2 separate regions of the Homo sapiens genome follow, and region 2 is linked to region 1. The links are chromatin contacts, found by Hi-C or POLR2A ChIA-PET in ENCODE. All regions are on one chromosome and are shown on one strand. Each heading gives the region's core, a stretch centred on a gene start or an enhancer-like site at or near the end of the contact. The rest is flanking DNA. Distances are from core to core; before and after follow the strand shown.

The links. A loop is a pair of places that touch in the nucleus more often than their neighbours do. ChIA-PET counts read pairs that join two places held with the same protein, here RNA polymerase II (POLR2A). Pooled maps may share reads with other maps.
Region 2: a pooled map shows a loop between it and region 1 (2.6-fold over the local background). The contact joins the promoter of FANCB here to the promoter of TLR8-AS1 in region 1. A Hi-C loop is called at or near these places in 1 of 168 maps with a recorded cell type or tissue (endothelial cell of umbilical vein) and 10 of 50 pooled maps. POLR2A ChIA-PET finds 5 or more read pairs at or near these places in 1 of 52 experiments (T-cell).

Annotation. Positions count from the first base shown.
Region 1 is chrX:12,941,913-12,946,391 of GRCh38, reverse strand. It overlaps TLR8-AS1 (TLR8 antisense RNA 1), which reads left to right and starts at 3,092. Exons shown (of 5, transcript NR_030727.1): 1 at 3,092-3,214; 2 at 4,058-4,174.
Region 2 is chrX:14,871,718-14,875,926 of GRCh38, reverse strand. It overlaps FANCB (FA complementation group B), which reads left to right and starts at 2,858. Exons shown (of 10, transcript NM_001018113.3): 1 at 2,858-2,941. It overlaps MOSPD2 (motile sperm domain containing 2), which reads right to left and starts at 2,506. Exons shown (of 15, transcript NM_152581.4): 1 at 2,390-2,506; 2 at 2,169-2,238. The coding sequence starts at 2,398. RefSeq lists a silencer at 2,539-2,768.

The DNA of each region.
Region 1 (4,479 bases), core at 1,843-4,342:
ACGGAACCAATGTACATCTTACACATGTTGATTGATGTCTCACGTCTCCCTAAAATGTGTAGAACCAAGCTGTGCTCCGACCACCTTGGGCCCATGTAGCCAGGACCTCTTGAGGCTGTGTCATGGGTGCATCCTTAACCTTGGCAAAATAAACTTTCTAAATTGACTGAGGCCTGTCTCAGATATTTTGGATTCACAAATTGGTAACCATGAAGGGATTCTGAGTGGAGGTACCCCTGACCTTTGACAAATCTACTGTTGGTGCTTGGTACCAGCTTGAGCTATCTTTATGGCTCAAGCCAGTAGGACAATTGGCTGAGGCCTGGGAGACACCCCCACCCCCGACCAAGAGAATCCCTGATCTCTCCAAATTTGGTTGAGATCTAAAGTTTATTTTGCTGTATAACTCCTTTTCTGGAGTTTCACTTGCTCCCAAAAAGGAAGGCAAGTTTTCCTGCTTCCATGATGAAGAGTGCAGGTAACTCCTTTCTGGAATTTCAGCTCACTTCCAACAGGGAAGGCGAGTTTGAGTTTTTTCCTGCTTCAAAGATGGTAGAGAGCAGTGTTCAGCCTGAGCCCCATTCCTAGGTAAGTAGCTGAATTGGGCTTTTGTCTTGGCTAAAGTTAAAATTAACAATCAGCTGGTTTTAATTTATCCTTACCATTAGAGCGCTTGGTAATCATATATTAGGTTGGTGCAAAAGTAATTGCGGTTTTGCATTCTTTTTAATGGCAAAAAGCACAATTACTTTTGCACCAACCTATAAATTGTGGCATTGTTTGCTTTGCTTAGCTGTTTTTTGTTGTTCTTTGTTTCTGTTTTGGTTGTTGTTTTGGTCTTTTTTTCATTGGTTTCATGCACATCCGTGTGAAGAGACCACCAAACAGGCTTTGTGTTAGCAACAAGGCTGTTTATTTCACCTGGGTGCAGGCGGGCTGAGTCCGAAAAGAGAGTCAGCCAAGGGAGATAAAGGTGGGGCTGTTTTATAGGATTTGGGTAGATAAAGGAAAATTACAGTCAAAGGGGGCTGTTCTCTGGCGGGCAGGAGTGGGGGTCACAATGTACTCAGTGGGGGAGCTTTTGAGCCAGGATGAGCCAGGAGAAGGAATTTCACAAGACAATGTCATCAGTTAAGGCACGAACAGGTCATTTTCACTTCTTTCGTGGTGGAATGTCATCAGTTAAGGCAGGAACCGGCCATCTGGATGTGTACGTGCAGGTCACAGGGGATATGATGGCTTAGCTTGAGCTCAGAGGCCTGACATTCCTGTCTTCTTATATTAATAAGAAAAATAAAACGAAATAGTGGTAAAGTGTTGGGACGGTGAAAATTTTGGGGGGTGGTGTGGAGAGATAATGGACGATGTTTCTCAGGGCTGCTTCGAGCGGGATTAGGGGCGGCGTGGGAACCTAGAGTGGGAGAGATTAAGCTGAAGGAAGTTTTTGTGGTAAGGGGTGATATTGTGGGGTTGTTAGAAGAAACATTTGTCATTTAGAATTATTGGTGATGGCCTGGATACAGTTTTGTATGAATTGAAAAACTAAACGGAATAAGAGAAGGAGAAAACAGGTATTAAAGGACTAAGAATTGGGAGGACCTAGGACATCTAATTAGAGAGTGCCTAAGGAGGTTCAGCATAGCCTTGCCAGTAAAGATTATTTATTTACTTCAAGAGTTTAGAGTGGCAGTTTGGGGATAGCACCAGGAGATATCAGCTGTGATGTCTTGGAGAAACAGTGTAAACCGGCAGTGTAAACAAGAGCAGGGCATGTATGAGTAGTTGAGAACGGTGAATAGGAGTATGACTAGACAGAAGATAGTAGGGATGACAAGTTTTTTGGGGCACAGTCTAAGTTGGTCTGGTGTCTGGAATGAGACTGGGGCCTAATAAAAAGGAGCGTCTATACAGGAGCTCAAATGGGCTGTACCCTGTAGCATTCTGAGCACAGGTCTGACTTCTGAGAAGGAAAAGTGGTAAAAGTATTGTCCAGTCCTTTTTAAGCTGGTGGCTGAGCTTGGTGAGGTGTGTTTTTAAAAGACCTTTAGTCCGTTCTACTTTTCCTGAAGACGGAGGACCGTAAGGGACATAAAGGTTTCCTTGAATACTAAGAGCCTGAAAAACTGCTTGGCTGATTTGACTAATAAAGGCTGGTCTGTTATCAGACTGTATAGAGGTGGGAAGGCTAAACTGAGGAATTATGTCTGACAGAAGGGAAGAAATGACTGCGGTGGCCTTCTCAGACCCTGTAGGAAAGGCCTGTACCTATCCAGTGAAAGTGTCTACCTAGACTAAGAGGTATTTTAGTTATCTGACTCGGGGCATGTTGAGTAAAGCTAATTTGCCAGTCCTGGGTGGGGGCAAATCCTCGAGCTTAATGTGTAGGGAAGGGAGGGGGCCTGAATAATCCCTGAGGAGTAGTAGAATAGCAGACGGAACACTGAGAAGTTATTTCCTTGATGATAGATTTCCACAATGGAAAGAAAATGAGGAGAGATTCTAAGAGGCAGGCTAGTGGCTTGTACTATAGCATAGCCTGCCTTTGCTGGTGTGTGGCGATTAGGCCTGGTGGAACTGCCATCAATAAATCAAGCGTGATCGGGGGAGGAACAGGAAAGAAGGAAATATGGGGAAATGGGGTGAATGTCAGGTGGATCAGAGAGATACAGTCATGGGGGTCAGGTGTGGTATCAGGAATAATGTGGGAGGCCGGATTGAAGTCTGGGCCAGGAACAATGGTAATTGTGGGACTTAACAAAGAGTGAGTACAGCTGAAGGAGCCGGGGAGCAGAAAGTATATGCATCAGGTATGAGGAAGAAAATAGATTTTGGAAGTTATGAGAAATGTAGAGAGTGAGTTGAGCATAGTTTGATTTTTAGGACCTCTAAAAGTATTAAAGCAGCGGCAGCCGCTGCCCACAGACATGAGGGCTAGGCTAAAACAGTAAGGTCAAGTTGTCTGGACAGAAAGGCTACAGGGTGCGGTCCTGGCTCTTGTGTAAGAATTCTGACCACACTAACCATGCCTAGGAAGGAAAGGAGTTGTTGTTTTGTAAGGGATTGAGGTTTGGGAGATTAATCGGACACGATCAGCAGGGAGAGCACGTGTGTTTTTATGAAAATTATGCCAAGATAGGTAACAGACGAGGATGAAATTTGGGCTTGACTGAAGTAATGGGGGCTGCCTGTGAAGCCTTGCGGCAGTACAGCCCAGGTAATTTCCTGAGCCTAATGGGTGTCAGGGTCAGTCTAAGCGAAAGCGAAGAGAGGCTGGGATGAAGGGTACAAAGGAATAGTAAAGAAAGCACGTTTGAGATCCAGAACAGAATAATGGGTTGTAGAGGGAGGCATTGAGGAGAGTATATAGGTTTGGCACCACGGGGTGGATAGGCAAAACAATTTGGTTGATAAGGCGCAGATTCTGAACTAACCTGTAAGCCTTGTCTGGTTTTAGGACAGGTAAAATGGGGGAATGGTAAGGAGCGTTTATAGGCTTTAAAAGGCCATGCTGTAGCAGGCGAGTGATAACAGGCTTTAGTCCTTTCAAAGCATGCTGTGGGATGGGATATTGGCATTGAGCGGGGTAAGAGTGATGAGGTTTTAATGGGATGGTAAGGGGTGCATGATCGGTCGCTAAGGAGGGAGTAGAGGTGTCTTATACTTGTGGGTTAAGGTGGGGAGATACAAGGGGAGGATGTGAAGGAGGCTTTGAGCTAGGGGAAAAGGTGGCAATGAGGTGTGGCTGTAGCCCAGGAATAGTCAGGGAAGCAGATAATTTAGTTAAAGTGTCTCGGCCTAATAAGGGAACTGGGCAGGTGGGGATAACTAAAAAGGAGTGCTTAAAAGAGTATTGTCTAAGTTGGCACCAGAGTTGGGGAGTTTTAAGAGGTTTAGAAGCCTGGCCGTCAATACCCACAACAGTTATGGAGGCAAGGGAAACAGGCCCTTGAAAATAAGGTAATGTGGAGTGGGTAGCCTCCGTATTGATTAAGAAGGGGACGGACTTACCCTCCACTGTGAGAGTTACCTAAAGCTTGGCATCTGTGATGGTCTACAGGGCTTCTGAGGCAATCAGGCAGCGTCAGTCTTCAGCCGCTAAGCCGAGAAGATCTGGGAAGGAGTCAGTCAGAGAGCCTTGGGCCAGAGTTCCAGGGTCTCTGGGAGTGGCTGCCAGGTGAGTTGAACAGTCCGATTTCCATCCAATTTCCAGTGGGGTCCCGCACAGATGGGACACGGCTTAGGAGGAATCCTGGGTTGCGGGCATTCCTTGGCCTGGTGGCCAGATTTCTGGCACTTGTAGCAAGCTCCTGGGGGAGGCGGTTCTGGAGGAATGCCTGGCTACTGCGGTTTAGTCGTTTGGAAGTTCTTGTGTGCTGGAGATGTGGCTGGGGTTTGTCTCACAGTGGAGGCAAGGAATTGCAACTCAGAAATATGTTGCTACTTGGCTGTCTCTATTATTGTACACCTTGAAGGCGAGGT
Region 2 (4,209 bases), core at 1,609-4,108, 1.9 Mb before region 1:
AACCCATGTACACTCTACTGGAGGAAATGAAAAACACACAAACCAATGAACAAGATAATTACAGATTACGATAAGGGCTGTAAAGCAGAGAAAATAAACAAGACGGAGACATTTAATAATCAGTGAAGGCCTCTCGGATACATTTAAACACTGAAGAGAAAAAAGGACCAAGCCATGCGCAATACCTGGGTAAAATCTTCCCAGGCAAAGAGAAGTGGAAAAGTCCGAAATTGAAACAGCCCCATTCTGTTTGAGGAACACAAGGCAGTGTGGCTAGTCGTGGTTTTTCAACTGGGGGTCACATTTTAAATTGTGATGTTAAGTTTGTGGGTAATTTCATTTTTTAAAAGGAAGTCAAATAGAAAAAAATACATCGAGAGTCACATGTTTTCAGAAGTATTCTTTAATGAAATTTTGCTTCAGTTATGTGAGTGTGCACGTTTGTCCTGGGTTGCAACATATAACACGTATCTTACTTTGAACGGTGGTCAAATCTGCACTAAGCAAGCAGAGTAGTAACAGATGAGGATGGCGGGTGGGGGCTGGCAAGAGCCAGATCACACATGGCCTTGAATTACAGGCCACCATAAAGAATTGGGATTTTATTCTAAACGCAGTTGGAAAGGCACTGAAGGGTTTCAAGCTGGAGAGTGACATGATCTAACTTGACATCATGGTATTGCCAAAAGATTACTGTAGTGAAAATCAGAAGACATGAGCACTAGTCCTGGCCTAGCCAATAACATCAGGGATTTTGAGCAAATCTCTTAATCTCTCTAGACCTCACTTTCTTCATTTTAAAAATGAGGAGGTTGCCCCAAGATGACCTTTAAGATCTTGTTTATTGCCTAATTTCTGCCTGTATTCTGCTTCCTCCCTTGGGCATAAATAAATGACTATTGGGGTGTTACTAGCTCATTAGGTCGAATTCTGAGTTACTTCTTAAAATATTATAAACCATGTATTAACAGCTATAATAGTTACATTTCTGTAGAAAGCAATTGAAGAAGGATCTCTTTATTGGAACCAGCTATATTATTAGAAATGGGAACTCTGGGTGAAAAGTGAATCAAGTGCTTTTGCAACTCTCTGGAACAAAGTTTGGGGTGTGAAGAAAATTGGCAAGGAGGTATGAAAAGATTTACTGACAAGTATTTGAAACCGATTTCCATATTTGTTCTATGTCATCAACTGATGTATAATCTAGGATGGTTTAAAGTTGCAGGGAACCTCTGCTGAGTACTAGTCAAGATGTAGAAGCTTAACTCCTTTCACAGTAACCAAAATGACAACTGAGGCAAAATATTCACTGAGAATCCACTATATTTTAAGACATGCTAGATGGTTTATGTTTTTTTAAAAAATTTAATCCTACTAACTTTATTATTTGCACTTCACAGATATGAAAACGGGCTCAGAATAGACAAGTAAGCTATGTAGTGGCAGGGTTAGGATTACAATCAATCTTAAGGTAGGCAACATATAAATCCTTATTTAATTCCATATTTACAATAAGTTATTCCGTATGTTTTACAAAATTACTGTACAAGCATTAAATATTCAGTTAAGTACCTGACAACTCAAGTATCTGTGACATCTGGACACAGAATGTTCAACCAATAAATCAATTCTGGACTCATAGGTACTTTGCAAGATACAGTTTGGGATAAGAACTTGTTCCAGCATTGGAGGGCCTATTTTGTGGGTAGCATGCTGGGTTGTATGAAAGCCAAATCAAACAAAATATCCAAGGAATTTGTATACCCAATTAAGTACACATCAATAGTATTATGGCAGTTTCCAGGTACATTTTCGCTAGTGTTGCTGGTGAAAGGCCAGCAGTGGAACCGTGGACTGGACAATGTCACCCGTGTTGTGGGCCTAACAAGTATCCTGCAAGTTCCATAAACACGAGGGCATGCTAAAAACTTAACCGATTTCCAACTTACATTAACCCTTTAAAGGGAGCATGGGACACACCACTTGACCATTTGAAGCAGTGCACACGGCTTGTCATGGAGAGGAAAACCTTTGAGACGTGCCCAGCATCATTCCTGTGAGGGTCGAAAGGGTCCCTAACACCTCCCACAAATACACTCACAAACACTCCAGCAAAGTTGGGGATGCTCACTGCACACCTTTCTTAATACCTGGAACAGAGTACCCACCTGTCACATACTCAGCTTCGAACCTCCTCCGGGTCTCAGAGATGAGCTTGGCTTTATTCTGGGCGTGATTCTGGATGGGAGACACGATGGGACCTTAGATACTACTTGCATCAACCCGCTTACCCTCAACCCAGCCCACCTGCACACGGGCGCTCGGTCCCCGGGCCTCAGAGGCGGCTTCCGGGTCCGGGGGGCCAGCGGCGGTGCAATAGGCTCCTCACCTCTGCCATGATCACCGTCGTGGATGTGATTGCGGTTGTCGCCGTCGCCCGTTCTACCGTCGCCGACCGAGTATCTCATCACCCGGCAGTCCCGCCCAGAGGTAGACAGAGAAGGGTGGGAGGGGGAGGCGGTCGCGTGACACCGGAAGGCGGACAGAAGCGCCGCCGCACCGCCCAATCCAATGCGGACGCCTGGGTCTGGAGGCGGGACCAGGCCCTCAGCCTAGGTCCCATTCGATTCTCGTCTGGCCTCGCCCCGCGACATCCCCCGCACTGCGGTCCCGCCCCCGCCAGCCGCGAGATCGCCGGCGCTTCCCCCGCGGAGCTCCGCCCTAGAGAGCTCGCGGGCTCTCTGCTTTCACAACACTCCCCAGGGCCCCGCCTCCTCAGCCTCCCTTGGCCACCTCTCCTGGCTGGCTTCTAGGCTCCGCCTCCTCTGCGTTCGACGCAGCCTCCGCCCGGCCTCCCAGGATGCAGCGCGCTGGCGGGAGGTTTGGAGCAGATGGATACCGTATCGACGTGGGGCCTCCGGTATGTTGCCGCTGCGTTGAGGTAGGATGGGGCTGGCGAGTCTTCCCTTCCCAGGACTTCGCAGAGGGGGCGATGGGGCTGGATTTCCTCCCCTTGTCCCCGCATTGCGGGAGAGAGGGAAGGAAGCGGGCATCCCGAGACCTGGGTCTGTCATTCCTTGCAATGATAATTGGATTTTAAGTGCTACATTCGCTTGAAGTTTTTTTCATCCCTTCAGTATCCTTCCAACTTGGAGTGTGAGATGCTTAATGAGCAAAATATCTCTGAAATCTTTAATCTCAAATAATTATATAAAGTTAAAAAAAGCGTGTTTCGGCTTATTAAGGTAGTTGTGTTCAGCCGGGGGGGTGGGGGGGTGTGTGTGGGGGGGGCGGTTTTACCACCCAGGGGACCTTTGGCAACCTCTGGAGACATTTTTAGTCACCACTGCTAGGGGCCGGGGGCAAAAGAGATGCTCACTGGCTACTAGTGGATAGAGACCAGGGAAGCTGCCAAACATCCTCCAGTGTACATGAAAATTCACAACAGTTATCCAGCCCAAAATGTCAATAGTGTCAAGGTTGAGAAAGATTTAGATTTAAAGGGACTGGAACAAATTTTATTCGTCAGTTAAAAACAATTGAAAGAAAATAGTTGCGCATACAATATTGCCTTTTTTAAAGTTGAAAGATACTGAAAACTACAAACAAGTTGTAAGAATAGTCCCCCATATTTCCATCAACCGTAGTCATCCATGACAGAATGGCATGTTAGCATCTTTTGTCCTAGACTTTTAAATATATTTACATTTTTTATGGGAAAAAATGAACACATTGTTTAAACGTTGTTTGACTACATCCTTAAAAGATATTTCAGATATAACTAAAGTCTCCTTCTACCTCTACTCACCTATCCTGGACACTTCCTTGTCCAGAATCAACAGCATTCAGAATTTGGCATGAAATGTTTACAGTTTTACATTTTTTTATTTTGGATCATACTGCCTGGGTTTGAATCCTGGCTCTGTCACTTCTTATCTGCAAGCCTTTGAGAAGATCCTGAAACTCCTTGCCTCAGTTTCTCCATCTATAAAATGGGATAGTAACAGTGCCTATGTCATAAGGATGTTGTGAGGAAGAAACGAGTTAATCCAAAGTGCTTAGAGCAGTACCTGGCACTGTTTCTTCAGGAAAAAAAAAAAAAATAGTACATGGCACTATTTCTTGAGAAAGCACTCAGGGACTGTAGTCATTGTAGGTAAATAGAACATATATAATGCTGTTTTATTTGTTTTACATAAATAATATGCT